2 separate regions of the Mus musculus genome follow, and region 1 is linked to region 2. A link is a loop called in an ENCODE intact Hi-C map of the cell type or tissue named here. Cell type or tissue: gastrocnemius. All regions are shown on one strand. Each heading gives the region's core, and the rest is flanking DNA. Links, peaks and the distances in the headings are about the cores only. Region 1 overlaps Ern1 (endoplasmic reticulum (ER) to nucleus signalling 1). Region 2 holds the start of Limd2 (LIM domain containing 2).

Evidence for each region. Peaks named below come from ENCODE experiments on the same cell type or tissue, not always from the same donor. Only the 100,000 strongest peaks of a DNase experiment are listed, where the experiment ranks them.
Region 1: a loop joins it to region 2, with 3 times the contacts of the local background. A loop is called at or near these places in 3 of 42 quality-filtered maps.

Annotation. Positions count from the first base shown.
Region 1 is chr11:106,391,875-106,402,411 of GRCm38, reverse strand. Ern1 (endoplasmic reticulum (ER) to nucleus signalling 1) reads left to right here. Exons shown (of 22, transcript NM_023913.2): 20 at 2,094-2,217; 21 at 2,573-2,640; 22 at 3,658-4,792. The coding sequence ends at 3,870. Among named protein-coding and RNA genes, the nearest start is that of Icam2, 14 kb to the right of the region's middle. In gastrocnemius, for the core only: a CTCF peak has its summit at 4,609 (motif pointing right); a DNase peak (open chromatin) is centred at 4,586.
Region 2 is chr11:106,152,102-106,162,638 of GRCm38, reverse strand. It overlaps Map3k3 (mitogen-activated protein kinase kinase kinase 3), which reads right to left. Exons shown (of 16, transcript NM_011947.4): 15 at 10,245-10,422; 16 at 5,983-8,673. The coding sequence ends at 8,445. It overlaps Limd2 (LIM domain containing 2), which reads left to right and starts at 2,463. Exons shown (of 5, transcript NM_172397.4): 1 at 2,463-2,588; 2 at 3,197-3,291; 3 at 3,433-3,477; 4 at 3,565-3,704; 5 at 3,806-6,385. The coding sequence starts at 3,250. The coding sequence ends at 3,965. It overlaps Gm10840, which reads right to left and starts at 3,251. Exons shown (of 2, transcript XM_030246469.1): 1 at 3,181-3,251; 2 at 1,480-2,879. The coding sequence starts at 3,251. The coding sequence ends at 2,078. In gastrocnemius, for the core only: CTCF peaks have their summits at 2,662 and 4,392 (motif pointing left); DNase peaks (open chromatin) are centred at 6,741, 7,151, 7,534, 8,362 and 8 more places; H3K4me3 peaks cover 2,615 bases; H3K27ac peaks cover 3,156 bases.

The DNA.
Region 1 (10,537 bases), core at 1,261-9,260, 240 kb before region 2:
TTCTATGCTGTTCCATACCCAGATGACTTTTTAAAGATTTCTTCTTGATGTGTGTAAGTGTGTACTTGCTTTGTAGAAACAGGTATATGTATGTGTAGCATACACTTGCCCTGGTACCCACAGAGGCCAGCATGGAGTACTGGCTCCCCTGAAACAAGGTACCGATGATTGTAGGCTGCCGGAAGGGGGCTGGGAACCAAACCTAGTCCCCTGTGAGAGCATAAAGTGCTCTTAACTATTGAGATGTCTTCTGAAACAAATCTCAGATACCATATAATTCCTTTCAGTGTCATAAATTCAAACATCTCCCTAAGTTTTTTTTTCTATTGTCTTTTTCTCAAATCTCATTTTGTTTAGTATATACTGTGGGGCTAAAATTTAAGATCAGTGGCTCAGAACTCCTTTGGCAAGTGACAGGTCTGTGGCTCTGTGACATTACCAAGTGGCTTTGTATAGACTATTTGTGGGTATTAGGTGGCATGAGATGAGTAAGTCATGAAAAGTAGGGTTGGGGCAGCAGGGTTTTCTCCTGGGAAGCACCCGACTTAGAATGGACACTCACATAGTCTGGAGCTTGGCAGGGGCCTTGGCTATAGAGATGCCCTAGAATATATGCTCCTTGAAGGCAGGACTTTCTGGATAATTGTAATCATTGTTCTGTCCTGGAGCTTAGTGATCATTCAAATGTCTTTGGGGTGAAGGGTCCAGTCTCTTATTCCAGCGCAGCAGCACGATTGGTCACTGTATGCTACAGGATATAACATGAAAATTCTCAAGTCTAGGTTACTAGACAAAACAGACAACAGAAATAAAATATATATGAAGGCCTTGACCTCACATGAAAGAGTTAGTGTATCTAAATTGTGTATCTGGCAAAGATGGCTGGCTTCTTTTCTATCAACCAGCTGTGACTAACTAGTTACTTTGCAACTCTGAAACATATTTCCACCATGCCCACCAGGACAGTCTAACAGTCTAGTCTCTGCAAAGTAGTTGGTTTTACATTTATTTATGTGTGCGTGTTTGTGTGTTGGTGTATATGTGGAGGTCAGAAGAGCTCTTGTGAATATCAGTTCTCTCCCTCCGTCATCTGAGTTTAGGAATAAAATTCAGATCATCAAGCGTGAAGGCCAGTACCTTCCCCTGCTGACCCATCCTGCCAGCCTTTCTTCGAGGCTTTTCCCTGTAAGTTCAAATAGAAATTCAGCCAGTACACTGGTCATGCTAGCTTACACCTGTAACCTGTAATCCTAGCACTCTGAAGGTAGAAGCAAAAGGACAATGAGTTCAAAGTCATTTTCTGCTATATAGCAAGTTCAAGGCCAGCCTGGGCTACATTAGACTGTCTTGGAGAAAAACAGAAAAAGGAAAAATTATCCAGTCTGATTTTTCCTTTATCAAAGTACTATGTAACTGACTCTCCCAGGGGCTCAGCATTGATGTGTGGGCTCATCATTCCATCTCATAGCCGTTATTACTGGAAGGGGCTCTGAAGGCTAGTACATAGGGTACCCACTCTTGACCCTCCCTTCCCTCCTACAGAGCTTGAAGCCCAGTAGGGCCAGATCCCACACCTACCACCCAGTGCTCTTGAAAAGAGGGCTCTTTATAGCTTCTCTTGTGCTCAAGTGAGGCGTATGACCTTCTGGCTAGCCATTGAGATGCCCTGTTTCAAGGATATCTGAAGCGCAGAATGAATTAAGCTTTCCCCTTTATGCTTCGGCTCCCTGGAAAATGTGTTTTGTATCTGTAGCTCTTTGTAAGTGTGCTCTGTGTGAGTGTGAGCTTCCAGAGGTGGATGTGTGCCCTGCATACAGGTACACCTCTATAACATCTCTCTCGTCATGGAAGGGATCTCTGCAAGTTTGTCCCAGTGAGTGAGGGATATATCTGCTCACGGGGAAAAAGTCAGTGGATCAGGGTAGGTTGCCTGCTGCTTTGAGGCTTTGAAGCTTTGAGGAACCTGCAGCCTAGACCTAAGAGGAATGTCAGTTTGCTTACAGCTCACACTCCAGTGCCTGCTCTGTAGCTTAGTGTGGACGAACCCCAAATCCCTACCCTGACCAGCACCTGTTGCCTGTTTTCCCTCACAGGATGTAAGTGACCGAATAGAAAAGGAGGCCTTGGACGGTCCAATCGTACGGCAGTTGGAGAGAGGCGGGAGAGCTGTGGTCAAGATGGACTGGCGGGAGAACATCACTGTCCCCCTGCAGACAGGTGACCATGCTAAAGGCAGGAGGAGACATTTTGAAAGCTGCAACTATTTCTGAGAACTTGATGTAGACAAGGAATTCCAAATCCCTGTTCTTGGATTTGAGACTTATTTGAGCATGTCCTTGTGGGCTTGGTCAAAGCAATGCAGTTTTCCGTTTGTCCCTTAGTGACAGGCTGGTGATAACGATGTGCTCTAAGATGCTGAACTCCAGACGAGCACCACCTTTATTTAGGTCCAAGAGGTAGCATCTTTTGTCTTGACTGAGAGTTTGTATCACTTTAGTTCAGTTGCAAGAGCCCAGGAATTCTCTGTAAAAATGTACCTGCTTAACCATTGCATCCCTTAATGTTCTTCTAGATCTGCGCAAATTCAGAACCTACAAAGGTGGCTCTGTGAGAGACCTCCTCCGAGCCATGAGAAACAAGGTAAAGACTTATGAGGGCTTGGGGAGGTGGCCACAGCAGAGATTGATGGCTTATGTTCATTTCTGTGTATTTTTTTTTTCTTACAATGGATCCTATCTGGGCAGTCTCAGCTGGATTTGACAAGTATTTTAGTTACCTGTCTATTCTGTAAAGAGACACCATGAACAAAAGAAGCATTTTAACTGGAAGCTTGCTTACAGTTCTAGAGGGTGAATCCATGACCATCCTGGCAGGGAGCATATCAGCAGACAGGCAGGCATGGGGCTGAAGCAGTAGCTGAGAGCTTACATTCTGATCCACAAGCTGGAGGTAGAGAGAGACACTGGGCCTGGCATGGGCTTCTGAAACCTCAAAGCCCACACTCAATGACACACCTCCTCCAACAAGGCCACACCTCCTAATCCTAAATGGTCCACCAACTGGGAACCACACCTTCAAATCTATGAGCCTATGGAGACCATGCTCATCCCAGCTACCACACCAAGTAAAAAGGCCATGTCTTCCCTCAGGGAATTTCTCTCCAAAGACTAGAATGCAGGGTTAAGCTGTAAGGGCTAGTCTTGGGGTATGTGTGCTGACAGCCAGTGTATAAATACTCTCTAATAGGGACCCCTGGTTACTTTCCTGTGTAAGGCTAGGTCTTCAGTGATCTGGAACGGTTCCTCTGTGTCCTCTTAGAGCCCTAGGGATGCTCTTGACCTGTGCTGTCACCAAGCAGCCTTCACACAAGGCAGACCTCAGTCACAGAAGCAGCCTCCAAGCCTATTGGCACAAACACTCCAACACACGGCCTTCATAGGAGGCCTGTGCTCTCTTCCTGGCAGCCTGTACCCCAGTGGAGCTAAAGCTGCTCTCCCTAAGCCAAGCCTTACCTGCTTGGAGCTTTACTTCTGGAGGAAGAAAGGCTACAGGACAACTGGGATGTACCATGGTGCATGCATCTCTTGTCCTTTCCTTACAGAGAAGCCCTTAGCACTGGTGCCTGCCTGTTAAAGCTGTGTCTCTGCTCATTCACAGAAACACCACTACCGGGAGCTCCCCGTGGAGGTTCAGGAGACGCTGGGCTCCATCCCGGATGACTTTGTGCGCTACTTCACTTCCCGCTTCCCCCACCTCCTCTCTCACACCTACCAAGCCATGGAGCTGTGCAGACATGAGAGACTCTTTCAGACCTACTACTGGCACGAGCCCACAGAACCCCAGCCTCCAGTGATTCCATATGCCCTCTGAGCTAGGGCAGCCCTCTGGTCTGGTGGCCCCAATAATGACCATGGGCCCGATCTCTGCAGTCATAGTTTGTTGCCTCTGGGATTAGCAGGAAGACTAAGCTTCGCAAATCAAGTGCCTTGAGCTGCTGATCTGCAGCCAGAAGAGGATAACGCTGATCCTAGGACGCAGGGGAAGATGGTCCCTCATGACTACAGAGACCTGAGGAGATGTGGCCCTGAAACCTTGTAGTGAAGGACGTCTACGAAGGCAGCCTGTCCCAGAGGCTGCAAAGGAAACAGCATCAGCCTTTCACCGGATGAGCTTGCTCCCACTTCTCTTTCTTTCTAAAATTCCTGTGGGATGGCATTTTGGGGGGCCTTTCAGTGAGAGTAGAGGAATCTGGTTTTGCCTGCATGGTGGAAGCAGCCTGGTTGGGGTATTGCATGTGCAGCCTCTGATAGAAATGGTTTGAGAGATGTGGGGTGCTAAGGAAGAGATGTTCAGAGGTGTTGCCATGGGGATAGGAGGCACCTCCAAGTTACTGATAGCCCGTGTTGCCTCATGCAGCAAGTTGTGAGAGTGGGTTGTGGAGACTCGTTAGCAATGCTGTGGACACTGACATGTGCTGTGGGTCTGGAAGATGAAGCAGACACTCAGTTCTGGATGTGGTGCTGGCCCAGCACAGTGGCCTAAATAGTGGCCCCTGATAGGTTGAATCCTGGCTATGTGGGCCAGAGATGAGTTTCCTGGCCACCAGGTGGCAGCTAAGACCAGACAGGGACAGAGACAGATTGTCAGGGCCAGAGAGGAGCAACTAGAGGGAGCTTCCCAGTCACTCAAAGATGCTAAGAACTAGAAGGTGAGTGATATGGTCCCTCTACCCCAGAGGCCAGCAGATTAGCGCATAGATTATGAATCAAGGCCCTGGGGGTAGAGAGCCAAGGTCAGGCTACCACAGACTTTGTAGGCCAGCTTTTATGTTTCTCCTGGCAGGTTTTAATAAGTGAATTTTGATCATATTGCAGAAAGCTACGTTTGCATAAATAAATTAAATGTAGCTTGATGCTTGTGAAGAAGAAATGCAAGATATATCTTCTGTTTTATGTTGTACCAAAAATCGCCATTCCCTTGATAATGTAGACCATTGTGTAATGCTGAAGAGGAAGACATTCTAGCAACACTGTGTAAATGTATTAATGTCAAAGTAGTTACATCAGTACCATTTTTCTCTAAGCCTAATTTTTAATTTTATTTCCCATCAGAATCTATTGTCTTCTCCCTCCCAGGATCCTTAGAGGCTCCGGGAGTCAGGGTATGTGGGGGAGATTCTGTGTAGGATCCTTGGAGCCAGCCGTGGTTTCTATTGTGTAGCCGTGGGGAGCTGAGGCGAACAGTGGCCTCAGCAGCTTCATGCACTGCACTGACTGGAGTCACTGCCCCTGCGTCCCCTAAGAGGGCTTCTGGGTGTGCTGGAACCAGGGCCACTTACCCAAAGCTCCCCTGCTGCTGTAAAATTGGATTTTCTTACTTTCATGGTGGCCAAAGAGGACTTTTTCTTAACCTCCTACATCTTTGGACCTCATGGGTGACCCTGTTTAGACCCTGGAACCTCAACCCCATGTTTGGCTTCCTGCTCACTTCTCAGCATAGCCCTTTGTCAGTGGCTGAGAGGTAACAGCCAAGACCAATGTGAGGAAGAGGAACCAATGTCACCGGGGGCTGCTGCTCACCTTGCTCCTCGTGCCTGGGCTCCCCTTTGGGAAGTGCTGAAGTTTTTTAAAGGCTCAACTTGGTGTTACCTTCCAGTTTGCATGGAGTCAGCTTTTCAAATGTCTTTGCCGTTTATCAGATCAGCTCTAACCAATCAAATTTCTAAAAGTCCTCTGTTCATTATACTTATTTGAAAACTTTGTGTAGAGCTAGGTGGGACATGAGATGCTCGGGACATAGAGGAAGAATACAGGAAAGACTTCTGTCTTTGAAGCCTCCTGAGAGTCAGCAGCACACAGTGTCAGGGCAGAAAGAAAACTCCAGTGGTTAGGAAGGGTGTGTATTTGGGGTTTGCCCTGCTTGTGCCTTAAAACTGTCCCATCTCGAAATCAGTCAGGTCTCGTCAGCTCACCTTCTGCCCATCCTCTGGGTGTGTCATGAAAATGCTGTGAGTCTGGATGCTCAGCCGGAGATGCTGGCTTTGGGTCAGGGTAGCTCTGTAGCGTTACACATCCCCAGAGGCTGCCAGATTGTCTACAAGTACAGCATCTTCAGCTTTAGCATGGAATTGAGCTGTGTCTGTGATGTTGTCTTTGTTTAACCCTTGTCTTGTATTGAAATTTCAGTTTAGGAAGTGTGCCGTTTCATTAGGTACCAAAGCACTTGCACTTTTGGGAACATAGGTGTCACTTGGTAAATCACTAGGCCATCTCGAGACTGAAGGTGAACCTCTGATTGCAGAGGTGTCCCCTGCTCCTGATACAGCAGTAGCCGCAGGCTCTTCCCATGATGCAATACAGAAAGGATGGAGGTCTGAGATCACTGGATATGGCTGAGTGGTTTCCACCAAACTGAGGATAGGCACGAAACTCTCCTCAGTCCACCTGACTTTGTGGAAGTTTTATGTGCATGCGGTTCAGTTAGCTGTAGCAGCTCCTTTTCCCAAAGTAAAAGGCTAATCTGTTGGTTGCTGCTGTGACTGCTGCAGAGCCATCTCTGGCTGCAAGCTGTCTTGTGCTGGCCCTTGCTTGTCATCTGCAGGGCTTTGGTCCCACTCTCCAGCTGTGCCAGGATTCTTTTGTCTGCTTCTGGGTCTGCTCCGTTTTCACCACTGCCTTCATCATCATGGTCCAGAGGTGTAGGAAGAGCCAGGAGTGCAAGCAGTAGCTACCCTGGAGAGAGCCATTGAAATTCACCCTGCTCTGTGGCTGATTTTCCAGCAGTGTCCTTGCTCATCCCTCTTGTCTGGAAGCCATGGTGTTGGCCATCTGGGGCCTGACATCAGCTTCACCTGAAGGTTATCAGACCTCTACCTGAGGTCTGAATTCTTTTAAGCCAAAGTGCCTGCTCCCCTCCTCTCCCCTTCCCCCCCCCCATCTTGGTTTTCATGATGAACTAGTGAATTTCCGTGCGTAAATCTGGTTGCTCTTGGCACTTTGGTCTCTTCTGTACTTACTAGAAAGCCTCCGAAGCCCGTCTGTGCTGAGCCACCCCCAGAGCAGCCTTATCCACACTGCTTGCCAGAGTCCTGTGGCCTCATCTCTCCTGTTCCCCTGTGTGTTTGGGTATAGTATTCCTTCCCAGTTGTCCCTAAAATTGTGATGGGGGAGTCCCCACTCACCTAAGCATTACCAGCCAGCTATGTGGCATCCCAACACGAAGACCTTGTGTAGTTCTTTTTGCAATGACATATTTATTGAATCTATTTATATTTATTTAATTTTTACTCTGAAGTATATCCGGTTACAATTGCACTTGCTTAAAGCACATCAGATCTATTTTGGACAATACCCCTGACCATTCTAAAACTGGAAAAGGAAAAGTTACACTGTATCCTGCCACCTTATGGTAGCCTTGTCTTTAAAGGGTGAATAATTTGGTCTGGGTAAAATGTTAATTTTTAGATGATTTTTTAAAAAAATCTTGTGCCATGTGTCTTCTCTGTGGACAGTTAATTGTTTAATTGATATGTGCTGATTGTGTGATTCACTCCTCTTTGTGGAAACTAAAATATTCTTTTTAGCTTTATATTTTATAAACTGCCAGATTGTACAACTTTTATGTGTATTTTTAAAGCTCATGATATGAGGATCATTATCTAAACGGCCTATTTTTTTACCTCTTTTACAGTTTTATAATTCTGCTCATTGATGAAGGCGACTTATGCTGAGCCAACCACAAATAAAGGTAGTTTTAGATTTGGGAGTTGCCTTGTTTCTTAAAGACTAGAGTGCCGCTCAGAGCAAGGAGCCAGGCCCACCCACGTCAGAGGTGCAGCATCTGCTCGGCCTGAACAGCTGGCATCTGCAGTAGACTCCAGAGCTATAACATCCTCCTTGGGGGCTGTTGAAGAAAAAACTGCCTTGGAATGTTTCAGGAAATTTCCTGAAGCGCCCTTTATTGAATTTCAGGAAGGTAGCCCATTGGGACCAACCTACTTCAGAGTGGGAATTAGATTTCCAAGTGAATAGGATTCTGGACTAAGGTACCTGGGAAGAGAGAAGATTAACTCCAGCCACCAACTGAAGAGTACACTGGGGAACCCATGGCTCCAGCTGGATATGTAGCAGAGGACTGCCTTATCAGGCATCACTGGGAGGGGAGCCCCTTGGTCCAGTGGAGGCTTGATAGGGGAACGCTAGGCTGCTAAGGCAGGAGTGGGGGGGGAGCATCCTCATAGAGGCAGGGGGAGGGGAGGGGGGCTTGTGGAGGGGAAACTGGGAAGGGGGATAACATTTGAAATGTAAATAAATAAAATAACTAATTTTTAAAAAGCACTAGGGAAGAGGGACCGTCCAACCTGGACCATGTTAGCAGCTCACACGACAGCCATGTCCCCACGGGATGTGCCAATGCAGCCTGCAGTCCATTTAGAATCTCCCTGTGCTTCCTCATCCTCCTGTCTAGAGAAGTCATGGAGGCTCCCAGGGCTCTTGCCCCAAGTCAAGGACTGTTTACAAAGCGCACACCCCAGGACCTCACTAGCCTCAGAACATCTTGTCAGACACTGGAGATGCTAACCATCCCTCCTACTTCATGCCTCAGGAGCCTAGAAGGTCCTGAGGCTTGTGGTCATATCTTTTCAAGTTTTAAATCTTGAACCCAGCCACATCCTCAGGAGACCAACCTCTTCCATGACCCAAAAAAGCCTATTGAGGTTTGGTCCCCAGAAGGACACTTACTGGGAGGTGGTAGAGACCTCAATTCTGTGAGTGGTGGTGCAAGGAGGGGGACAGTTAGGTAGTTTCCAAGTGTGCCCTTAAGAGGATTTGGCCACCTCCCCTTCCTCTGTTTTCTGGTTACAAAGTAAGTAGTTCATTCCTTTGGCCTCAGGGCAGCTAGAAAGGCGACTGACAAGTAGACTGGGAGGGAGGCCAGGTCTATGCCTCAGAACTCTACGATATCCTTACAGTCAGTCACCCAGCCCCTACTTCCAGGAACTGCCATCCTGATCTCCACCGAGTTCCAGAGTAACAGGCGTGAGTAGTCTGGGAGGAGCAAAGGAGTCTGGGAAAGCCAGGATCCAGTACTGTCTCTCCCTCCACAGTGAGAGATCACAGTCCCTGTAAACGACCAAGGAGGTCAAAAGGGTTGCTGCCAGGCCCCACCACAAAGGATGACTCTATTTGCAGCTGCTCACTGGCTTAAAAAAAGAACAACCCCAGGCTGGAGAGATGGCTCATCGGTTAAGAGCACTGCCTGCTCTCCCAGAGGTCCTGAGTTCAAGTCCTAGCACCCACGTGATGGCTCACACCCATCTGTAATAGGATCCAGTGCCCTCTTCTGGTGTGTCTAAAGACAGCGATGACAGTGTACTCATGTATACAAGATAAATAAAAAGAAAAGATTCAGTTAATAATTAAAAAAAAAAAGCAAACAAGCTGTGTAAACCCTGTGCTTGTTGGATTTTCCCCTTGCCAAACATGCAGTCTTGGGCTCTTCCAAAGGAAAGAGTGTATCCTCCCTCCTAGTCTCCAGTTGAGCTCACTGGTTTTATTTAGCCGTGAAATAGAAAAGGGGCTGGGCGTGGTCATACTTGCCTTTAATCGCAGCACTCCAGAGGCAGGCAGATCTCTGTGAGTTTAAAGGTCAGCCTGATCTACATAGCCAGTTCCAGGTCAGCCAGGGCTGTGTAGTAAGATCTTGTCTGGGGGGGGGGGGAGAAAAAAGGGGGTGGGGTGGGGGAGGCTGAGGCAAGAGGATTGCCAGGAGGAGTTCAAGTCCAGCCTGGTCCTCATAGGCACCTCCTGCATGTCTGCATGTCCTCTTCTCAGCTTTTCAGTTCCTGGATGTTTATGGATGTGTTCTTTTACGTCTATATTATTCTCCTTAAAAACAGTCCCTCGGGGGCCTAGAGAGAGAGCATACTGGTTTCCAGAGGAACCCAATTCAGTTCCCAGCACCCACATGGCATATTCCACAGTCACTCGTAACTCCAGTTCCAGGGGGACCCAATACCTTCTTCTGGCTTCTGTGAGCACCTGGACTCATGTATACATACCCTTATGCAGACAAAACACATAGACAAATAAATAAAACTAAGATTACCAAACTGCCTGGTGACTCACACCCTTCGGAGGCTTGAGGCAGGATTGCCATGAGGTCTAAACTTACCTAGGCTATCCAGTGAATTTCAGGCCAGCCTGGACTACAGGGTGAAATCCTTTCTCAAAACACAGTTTCTCAGGGACTCGTCTGCATCCCAATCCACTTTTGAACACAAAGGAACGTTGGGGCAGCCACCCAGCCCAGAGATGTAATTCTCATGCCTTTTAGAGAAGGTGGTGGCAGGATGCTTACTTTCTCCACCACTAGATGGCACTCATGTGCTGTCCATCCCCAGATCTCCTGCAGTGGCTTGTTCTTAGTGTGGCCACTCGCATGACCAGCCTGAATGCTGATCTGACTCCTCACCCTGCAGTGGGATTCCCCTGAAATGAGGCTGGGGTCCAGACCAAGGGAGACAAAGAGACCTAGC
Region 2 (10,537 bases), core at 1,106-9,105:
AGAGCAGTCAGTGCTCTTAACCACTGAGCCATCTTGCCAGCCCTAGTATTAGATTTTGCCTTGGCAAAATTATCAGAAAGGGTACCAGTGCTGGCAACTAGCCAAGCCCACCTCTGGGCAGCAAGGGGTGGAAGATTTTGTCTTGTAACCTGATGTTTGTCTCCTTATGGTTGGTACTAATACCCAGCAAGTGTAACCCAAGAACCTGTCGTCCTGGCTGGCAGCCAGGGATGAGGAGCAAGGGGACCTGTTCTGACCTTGTTCCTGTGCATGCCCACGTGTACAACCCCAGCTCAGCATTTTCCACCTTGCCAGTCCCCTGGGTGAGGCCCTCACCTCTGGCTGAGGTCTTATGCCCCTTTTTTCTGAGAATTCTCAGACCATCAAATGCTCCCCAAGGAAACTTTATGTTTTCTTAGGAAGTTTTACAGTTGAGGCTGGGAGTCCAGCTTGGTTGGCAGAGTACTCACACAGCAGACGTGAAGTGCCATGTCGTGTGTCCCCCCCACCCCCCAGACAGGGTTTCTCTGTGTAGCCCTGGCTGTCCTGGAACTCACTCTGTAGACTAGGCTGGCTTCGAACTCAGAAATCCGCCTGCCTCTGCCTCCCCAGTGTTGGGATTAAAGGCGTGTGCCACCACCGCCTGGCAAGCGCCATGTTTTGCTCCCCAGCTCCTCAGGACTCTCTCTACTGGGCATGGCTCAGAGTACTTTATAAACCTAGCACTTGGGGGTAGAGGCGAGAGGATGGGATTGAACATCACCCTTTGCTACATAGCTGGTTTGAGTCCCGCCTGGGCTAGAGATCTTGTCTAACAACTACAGAACATTTAAAGAAACTTTAAAAAAATTTTCCTACTGGAGGTAGGCTAGGGGACCTGAAATGGCATGTGACAGAAGCTCATGTGACACTCCAGCGCTTCTAGCCCCTGCCCAACTTTTTCTCAGATACTTAAAAAAATTTTTTGTGTGTGTGTCCGTGTGTACCAGGATATGACTTGTAGCCCTGGGTGGCTTCGAACTCAGAACGCTGGCGTGGGCCCACAGTTAGCTGCTTTCGATCCTTCCTCCTCCTAGCTAACTGCTGACTGTGGTAGCTTTCTCCAGCTCTGCCCACAGATGGTCCCAGCAGGGCGGGCTGCCAATCAGTGCCCCGGAGCAGCTGCCTGGTGTCCCTAAGGGCTTCACCCTTCTTGTACAAAACAGCTCCCTTGGAGAATCTGATGATAGGTGTGGATAATTTTTCCTAGGAAGAGTCACCCCTAGTTGTGGAGGAACACCCATTACGAAGTCCAGGCTGAGCCTCAGTGCAGGCAAACATCGACCTGAGGCTGAGGGAGAAAAGCGAAGCTCAGCGTGGGTGCATTAGCACCACAGTGGGGCGCGGGTGGGGATGGGTGATGCTGCCTGCTGCCTCCCTGTTCCCCTGCCAGGCAGGAGGCGGTAAGTTGTTCTGTTCCCTGACACGCGTGGGCCTGCGCTAGAGCCACCAGTTTTATTCCTGTTACAGGGGTGTGGAAATATGTCGCCGAGGGCTGTGTGAAGACAGTCTCCAGCTGGGCTTCAGGCAAAGCCCTCAGCAGAAGTCTGTGCCCTAGATGCTGCTGCCTAGAGTCCTTCCCCTCAACCTGCTGTGCAGTGGGCTGGGGCGGAGCGGCAAAAGCAGCTCTTGTTGCACTTTGTTCTCTAAACAACTCCAGCCTAAATGGCTCTCTGCTCCCTTCGGTGGAACAAGGTGTGCTTGATGCAAGGAAGTGGGTCCTTTCAGATAGGGGCTTGACCTGGGCCATGGCAAGGCCCGAGGTTACTAATCCCACAAAATCTGGTCACAGAAACCATTTAGGATGTCGAGCTTAAGGGGGCTGGTGATTTCGGAAACCACAAGGCTGCAGTTCTCGGATAGCGGATCTGTCACACCCCTTCAGTAGTGACATGGGCCCACCGCCGGCTCCCTTGGCCTAACATCGGGGTATACGGAGGGACTACGAGCCGCCTCCATCTTCCTCTGTAGGACTCCGTGGCTGCCAGTGGACCTGCCTCCCGAGTCCCCACAGTGGGGTGCCTCAAACTACTGGGTCTTAAGAGCGCAAGAAGGGGGCGGAGCTAATGGGACTGCGTTCACAACGGCTAACGGGTAAACCGAGGCAGTAAAGGCCCAGGCCATTTCTGAAGGTCCGCGCCGGAAGAGCCTTGCGTGTCGATCGCAGGCTGAACTCGTCTCCTCCCGAGATCTGCGATTCGGTCCCCGCCGTCGTCCCTTCTCCACGAGCGGCAGAGGAGGTTGGCTCCGGGAGGCGGGAGAGCGCGGGCTGTGAAAGCGATGTGGGGGCAGACAAAGGCGGGGGGACGGCGAGCAAGGGAAAGACAAAGCACAGAGGGGGGTCGGCGGCGGCTTCTCCCGGAGGCGGCCCCGGGCGCGCGGAGCCAATGGGCGGGCGCGGGGCGGGGGCCGGCGGGGGCGGCGCCGCGGTGAGGCGGCGGCTGCCGCTCGGGGACCACTGGCAGCGGCGGCAGCTCGCGCCCGCGCCACTTGCACCCGAGGCGGTCCCGCAGCGACCGACCCCCGCCCCGCGGCGCAGGCCGGGCCCGGTGAGACCCACGGCGGCCGGGGGGAGGGGCGCGGAGCGTTGCGGGGCCGACGCCGCCTGGCGGTTCGCGCGTTGCGCTCGCGGGGATCCCGAGGCTCGCGTCGGTCCCGTAGGGCCGGCTCGTGGTGGGGTGGGGTTTCGGGGTCTGGGGTCCCGAAGAGCGGGCGCGGGAGGCAGCGCAGCCTGGCCAGGCAGGAGGTCGGGCCCAGCACTGTCTAGGGGCTGGACGTCTAAGCCCGGTGAGGGGGCGCGCGGGTCTGGCGGTACCCTGCCCAGACCTCTGCTGACCTCCCTTCATCCCAGGCGGGGTCTCTGCCTGTGCTTCCCACAGGCAAAGACCGTGGAGCCCCTGTCCCCGGCCACTCTCGCTAACTTTGTTCTGTCTCCACATATGTTTCCACTCAGGGACCCCCTAACCCTTGGGGGCTGTATGAGGGGCGGGTAGGCTGTTGGGGGTGGGTGAGGGGCGGAAGTGGCAAGACCCAGAGCAACAGGAAATGACTTAGGGAAAGTCCCAACCGCAGCCCCCCAACCCCCTGCCTAAAAACACCCCAGCCTGCAGAGTGGGGGAGGGCTCATGGGGCCCCACTGACTGACTTCCCCTTGCAGAACCCTCTTGGCTCGGCATCTCCTCCAGGGCCACCAAGCACCTCTGAAGAGCCATGTTCCAAGCTGCCGGAGCCGCCCAGGCCACCCCCTCTCATGTAGGTGTCCAGCCAGGTGGGGAGGAGTCAAGGGGACAAGAGCAGCTTGTTTGCTTGGCACCTTGTGCCACCTCGAGTGCCCCTGGGATGTGGGCTGGGCCACCGGAGAGCTGACCCCTCTGACTCTTCCTCTTCCCCCAGGAAGCCAAAGGCAGCAGTGGCAGCAGCACGGTACAGCGGTCTAAGGTAGGGTCCTAAGGGTGGGTGTGGGCAGAGGAAAGGGTCGGCGCTAACCCGGCTTCTTGCTAAGTGTACTCTGCTCCTACTCCACAGTCCTTTAGCTTGCGGGCTCAGGTGAAGGAGACCTGTGCAGCCTGCCAGAAGACTGTGTACCCGATGGAGCGGCTGGTGGCAGACAAGCTCATTTTCCACAACTCTTGTTTCTGTTGCAAACACTGCCACACCAAACTCAGGTGCGCTCCTGCCCTGTCCCGGCCTGCCCACCTACTTGCCCACCCTTACCCTACCTTCCCGCCCTGCCCCAGACTGACCCAGATGTTCTCTGCTTCCACAGCCTGGGCAGTTATGCTGCAATGCACGGTGAATTTTACTGCAGACCTCACTTTCAGCAGCTGTTTAAGAGTAAAGGCAACTACGATGAAGGGTTTGGTCGTAAACAGCACAAGGAGCTCTGGGCCCACAAGGAGGTGGACTCAGGCACCAAGACGGCCTGAGACCCCTTTAACACCCATTCCCTCCCAGCACATGGCCTCCCGCTGGGCAGTGGAAAGGAGATTAACCCGGGGGCGCGGGGTGGGAGAGGATGAGGCTCCCTCACACAGGTTTCAGGCATAAGGCTCTGCTCCAGGATTCCTTACTTTTCCCATGGGAGGTTGGCGTTGGGAACCAGAATTGGAATTTTCACCATACTGTGTCCTTTAGTCCACCTCATCTCACCCCACGGCTCCCTGGGAGGCCCACAAGCCCAGCTTCCCTACTTAGGTGCCTTTTCTCCAGCAAGGAGTCAGCATGCCCTCCTCAGGGTCCCAAGCTCCCTCACTGCCACCTGGGCCTTGTGTACCCCCTTGTCTCCCCATCTACCTCTGCCCCTTAGCCTGGTAATGAGCCACAGAGACTGGAAGAGGGAGAGTGCCATCTACTGGGCCTCATAGATGCCACCTCGCTGAGGGGGGAGGGCTGGGGAAGAGGCAAGACAGCCTGCAGCCTTCAGGGTCTGGGGGTCCCTTGCACCACAAAGCTAAAGCTCTTGCTAGAGCCTCAGCTGACAGGGTCGGCAGTAGCTATGCTCCTCCATCTGTTGTGCTGTTCTGTTGTGATCAACCCTCTTTTAAAAACATTTAAACAGCTCTTGACTCTCTTGTGTGGCCTGATGGGGATGCTTTGTGGCAGGCATGCAGCAGACTCCTCATAGCGAGGGGAATGGAGGACAGCCCACAATACTCCTGGCCTTAAAGGGGCTGGTGGTCTGTGCCACCTTGGGGTGTTAAGCTGTCAAACCTGAAATCCCACTGTGTATCCTCGTCCCAGAGTAGCCAGGCACACTGGCTTGCAACCACACAAATGTTTTGGGTTTTTGAGACAGGGTCTCACTGTAGCTCTGATTGGCCTAGAACACAGAGATCTGCCTGCCTCTGCTTCCAAAGTGCTGGGATTAAAAAGGCCTGTGTCATCCATGCCTGGCTTCGGTTCTTCAGAGGTTAATTCACTACACTTGAGTACAGAAGAGAACCTTTCTGACTTGGCCAAGACCTTAGTGTCTGCCTTTCTGCTAGCTGATTCCAGCTGTCCAATTTCCTCCTAGTCCTTTACCCTAGAAATCTGCAAAGAATGGTAGGAATCCATAGCCTATCAAGTGCTGCCAGTACAACGTCTTCCACCTTCTCTCCTCATGACTGTCATCTTCCTGGAGCCTCTTGTATGAAGTGGGATGTCACAGCTACTGTGCCAGGACCTCCAGGGGCAAACTTTGCGCTCCTCAGAGTTCATGCACACTGAGGGACGACATCACACAGCAGAAGCACAAGGCAAGTGTGAAGATGCTCCCTCAGTGGAAGTCTGAGTTGTCTCGCCCCAAGCCCTATTTTCCTGGCTTCTGCAAACTGCCTATGGGACAGATGAATCGGTAAGCAAGAGGTCAAAGGCTGCTAGGCAGCCCGGCCTCTGGTCTTGCTAATGGGTGAATCACTGTAGACTTCCTTCAGGTGGGCATCTGGGAAGCAGGCACGACAAAGCCTTGGATTTATGGGACAAGGATGGTCTCTTGCTGCAGTAAAGAAACAGTGGCTGGGCTGGACGTGGCAGCACATGCTTTTAATACCAGCACTCAGGAGGCAGAGGCAGGTGGGTCTCTGTGCATTCAAGATCAGCCTGTTCTATGTAGTGAGTTCCAGGACAGCAGAGCTACATAGTGAGACCTTGCCTCTGACTGATGTTCTGTAAGGGACCAAGGGAAACCCCTCGGCCAGGAAGACTACAAAATGCCATGAATGGTCCTAGGAACTCAGCTATTGATGGATTCGGCTCAGATGGACAACCAGTGCTGTCCCAGTGACGCGCTGGGATAAAAGGGAAGGAGAGGGGCCACCTTGGCCAAGTTATCACAGGCTGCTTTTGGCAGCCATTTCAAGTTCTATTTAAGAGGCCTCAACTTGGGTGTTAGGCATTGTACCCAACCCATCCCTGTAAAAATTCCCACCACCACCTTTAACCGAAAGCATGGTCACAGGACCCTTCTGATATAAATGATCCCTTTTATTGTAAGTAATGCACTGGCCTGGCTTTGCACTGCAAGCCCTCAGTCAAGATATAGTCAATAACTATGGCTGCAGGTTCTTCTGCACATTCCACAATTCAGACACAGAGCTGGGCAAGTGGGAGGGAGGGGAAGGAGGGTGGCAGCGTGCACCTGACCCAGGCTTGGCCCTTCCATGTGGGGTTGGTGAAGGCAGATAAACCCCATGGAATGAAGAACAAATGAAGGTGGTGTAGCATCTTTGCACAGCAGGCCAAGGGCTGCTAGGAAACCTTCCTTCATAACCTTTGGGCCCAGGCCACCCTGGAGGCCCACAACTTGTCATTTGGATTTGTTAATAAGAAAAAAATAAATTAACAGCTTGGTCCTGAGGCTGCTGAACCAGCATGTCCACAGTTTTTGGCACAAAAAAAGGTGTCTCCCCCCCACCCCCCCTTTGGAGTGCAGAATTTGTTGGTTTACTTTTAAGTTCATTTTAGAAACATTGCCTATGAGGTAATACACTCCCCCCCCCCCCCCATGGGGATATGGGGGGAGCTCCGTGAGAGCCTGAACCTGTGACAAGCAGAGTTGTCTCATCTAACATCTTGTCACCCCACCAATCTCTATCTCCTTTGGGTTCGGGGTGTGGATAGGGATAGGCTAAAGGGTGCTATATAGCCATCAGGATGGGGTCATGGAGAGGCCCAGCTGCCTTTTGGCAGCTTTGGTCTAGAAGAGGGGCCAGTCCCTACTTTGGGCAAAGGCTGAGGTGGAAGCAGGACTTTGCTCACTGGCTTCAGAGCAGTTAGAGAGTGGCCTGACAGACCCCCAAGGGAAAGGAAATAAAACAGAGGGGCCCAGGCCCAATTGGCACCGTGCAACACACATATCTGCAAAACCAGCTGCTTTCAATTTCTGTTCTCTCTTCAGGAGTCCATCACCGGTAACAGTCTAGAATTGATATATATATATAAAACCATCAAATATGGATCTGAGATATAAATTAACAAGTACAAGGCCTCACATTACATGATGTGAAAAGGCTAAAAACAGCGATAGAAACTACATTCATAAAAGTGCATCGTCAACATACAACGAAGGCTTTGGCTTGTTCTGTGCCCATGGGGAAGTGGGCATGGCTGGCAAAGAGCTGCCTGGCACTAATCCCCAGCTCCCTGGAGATGCCCATCCCTGGGCACTGGCTTCTTTTTTTTTTTTTTCCTTTCCTTTAATGATAACTCCCAAAAATTTGGGAGTTAGGAGGGAGGAGCTCTAGAAATAGGCACATTTGGAGGGGAAGAAAGGGGCTGGAAGAAAGGACCAGCACCCAGGCTGAGGTAAATATGGCCAACTCTAAGCTGCTTGGAGATAACTCTTTCCCTAGCCCCTACTGGCATCCTCCTTTGTGGGAGGAACAAGAAGGGAATGAGGTTGATGACAAGTGGACAGGTCGGGCTGAGGAACACAGCTGGTGGCTTTGGACACGGTTGTGGCAGCTCAAGGACTTTCCCATGGAGTGGGCTCAGGCCTGACAGATTTGAGATGCAGACAGCCTGAGACAACCCCCTGCACTCTGCTGAGCTGCCCAGAACCAGGTGCCCTGACTTGTGTTGTCTACTTTCTCTGCTCCAGTGAGGGAACAGAGGGCAGGCCAGGGGGCAGAGGCCATCAGCTCTTCCATCCAGTCCAAGGCCTAAGCCCACATGGGTCTCCAGAGCTCAGAGGGCAAAGTCTCCAGTTTTAAAACTGGGAACAGCATAAGAGTGACTCCAACTTGTAAAACAGAGACAATTGCATTGACAAGACTGGGTCTCCCCAGTTTCTGGAGGCAGCTCCATCTCTCAGGCCCTGCTTATCCGAGTAGCTCCTCCTTCCCAGAATAAGGCAGTGTAACATTTGCTTCATTCATCTTTGGTAAGACAGGACTGACACCGAATACCTGGAAGCTATAGTGGGGTAGCCCAAACCTCTACCTTCTGTTGGCTGGGGGATGCTGGGCTTTACCTCAGGCTTGCAGCCCAGAGACAGGCTGGTGGTCTCCAAACATTGGGAGAGAAACAAAGTAACACTCTGAATGAAGTAACACTATTCATACCCTTGAGGACCTCCTGTGCCCCAGTCCCTCTTGACTTCAGTGCTGTCTGCAGTGTTAGGACACATCTGAGGGTAGGCAGGACCCATGGCAGTCTTGCATACTGTTTCCAGCCCTTCCCGCCATACTGAGCTTAAGGTGCTAAAGCTCTTGGGTCTTACAGGCTGGAGCTCCCAGTCTTGATGCCAGAGCTATCCCATCCTGGCTTTGAGTCCCAGTGGCAGATGGGGCACAGACAAACAATGGCTGGACCGATGCTCCACTGGTCATAGCCTTGCCTGGAAGAAGCAGCAACTTCACTGAGCCTGACAGCAGCCCCTTGCCTGCTCAGCAGGTGGCAGCTGGCAGCTGCATAGCCTTGAGAGCTCAGTACACTAGCTGTGCAAAGTGGTGTGTGAGCAGCTCCTCAGCTGAGGGTCTCTGACGAGCTTCCACAAATATGCGCCTCAGGAAGTCCCTGCCGTGTTCTGAGATGTGAGAGGGCAGCTGAGGATTGGTAGGCTGGGTGGCAATCTTGAAAATGGCAGCCATAGCTTCATACTCTGCCCAAGGTGGTTTCTCTGTCAGCATTTCCACCACAGTACAGCCCAGGCTCCTAGAAGAGAGATCCTTATGTCATTTGTCAGCCAGCTTCAGACTCTCAGACACTCTATACACTGTGATGGAAGGAGTATCTTTCTCAGATGAAAACTGAAGAGCTAATGGGCCAAGCTAAAGGCTGACAGGGTTACAGATATATGCCACCATGCAAAGATGTCATTCGGGCACTTACTGAGACGGTGAGCCTCTAAGATAACTCTATTAGTTTCCTGTTGGTGAAAATAGTTCCTATTTCCTTGATTTTTAAGTTTCGGGAGTGTCGTCTCTTGTCATTTTGTGTGAGAGATTGAACCCAAAGCCTTGTGTGTATTCAGCACATTCTATATTATTAAGCAATAACTTCCCCAAGCCATTTGTTTGTGTTTCTTGGCTTCTGGTTCCTCACTCCTTGACCAAGTCACTCTAACCTGTGTACCCTCTGCCACATCTCCCACTACCCACTCTGACCTGCATTTCTTTATAAAAGAAACCCAGATACTTCAAGATAGTGCCTCACAGTTACAGAAGACCTGCTGCCATATAGGAAAATTTATAGGTTTTGACAGTTAGGATTTAGACACCTTTGGTGGATGACCCATGGTAACTTCCCAAGGAGAGTTGTTCTTGTAACTCTTGGATTCTTTCTGAAGTCAGATATAAAGTTAAGTAAGTCAAATGCAAGCCATCTGGGCACAAGAAGGGACTGAGTTTACTTGTTTAGAGACAAATCCAGGCCTTCAGAATAGATCCTGTGCTGTGCGCTCTCTCTGTCTCTGTCTCTGTCTCTCTCTCTCTCTCTCTCTCTCTCTGTGTGTGTGTGTGTGTGTGTGTGTGTGTGTGTAATATGCATTTGATCATGTCTGTATTTGTACATGCTGAAGCAGGCAGGACAAGTGTCTCTCACTAAAATGGAAGGTTACTTTTTTGGTTAGACTCACTGGTCAGAGACCTCTCAGGACCCACCTGTCTGCCTCCCAGTGCTGGAGTTACAGGCATGCCTGGCTTTTATGTGGGAGCTAGGGATTTTAACTTAGGTCCTCGTACTTTGTACAGCAAGTACTCTTACCCATCAAGCCATCCTCCCTAGCTCTAGAACCCATCTTTTCTTTTTTCTTTTCTTTTCTTTTCTTCTTCCTTCCTTCCTACTCTCCCTTCTTCCTTTCTCACATAGTCTCAATATGTTTCTGGTTAGCTTGGAACTCACTATGTAGACCAGGCTGGCCTTGAACTCACAGAGATCTGACTGCCTCTGCCTCCCCAGTGCTGGGATTAAAGGAGTTAACCACTAGGCCCAACCCCAAACCCGCTTCTTAAAGAGATCCATCAAACATGAGGGATTTGAACTCCCGTGGCTTAAGTCCTTAGCAATAACCCTTAGTTGTTTGGCATAAAAATTCACTCCATTTGTCAATGTGCCCTGCATCTATCCCCTTACCCCGCTACAGAATCAATCCCTGGGTGCACCAGCCAGCAAGAGTAGGTCCTCAGCATCTCTCTCTCATGCTGTCAAGCCTCTGAGTTCATGTCCGACTTAGAGATCCTTCAGCTCAGTCAGTCAGGGAGCTAGATGGCATAGCCAGTACTCACCACACGTCTGCCTTTCTTCCATAGCCCTCGCCACTGATGACTTCAGGACTCATCCAGTAGGGTGTGCCAGTGACAGAGCGAATGCCTGTCCCTGACATGCAGATGGTCTGTAGGCGTTTGCTGGCCCCAAAATCCCCAAGCTTCACATTCCCAGCTGAGTCTCGGAGGATATTGGCTCCTAAGGCACGAAAGGGCAGAGGCTACCGGTTTGCATCCTTTTCTATTTTCCTATAATCTCCCCTTCCAGGTGCCTGAAAACTGTGGGAAGGCCAGACCCACCACTGACTTAGACA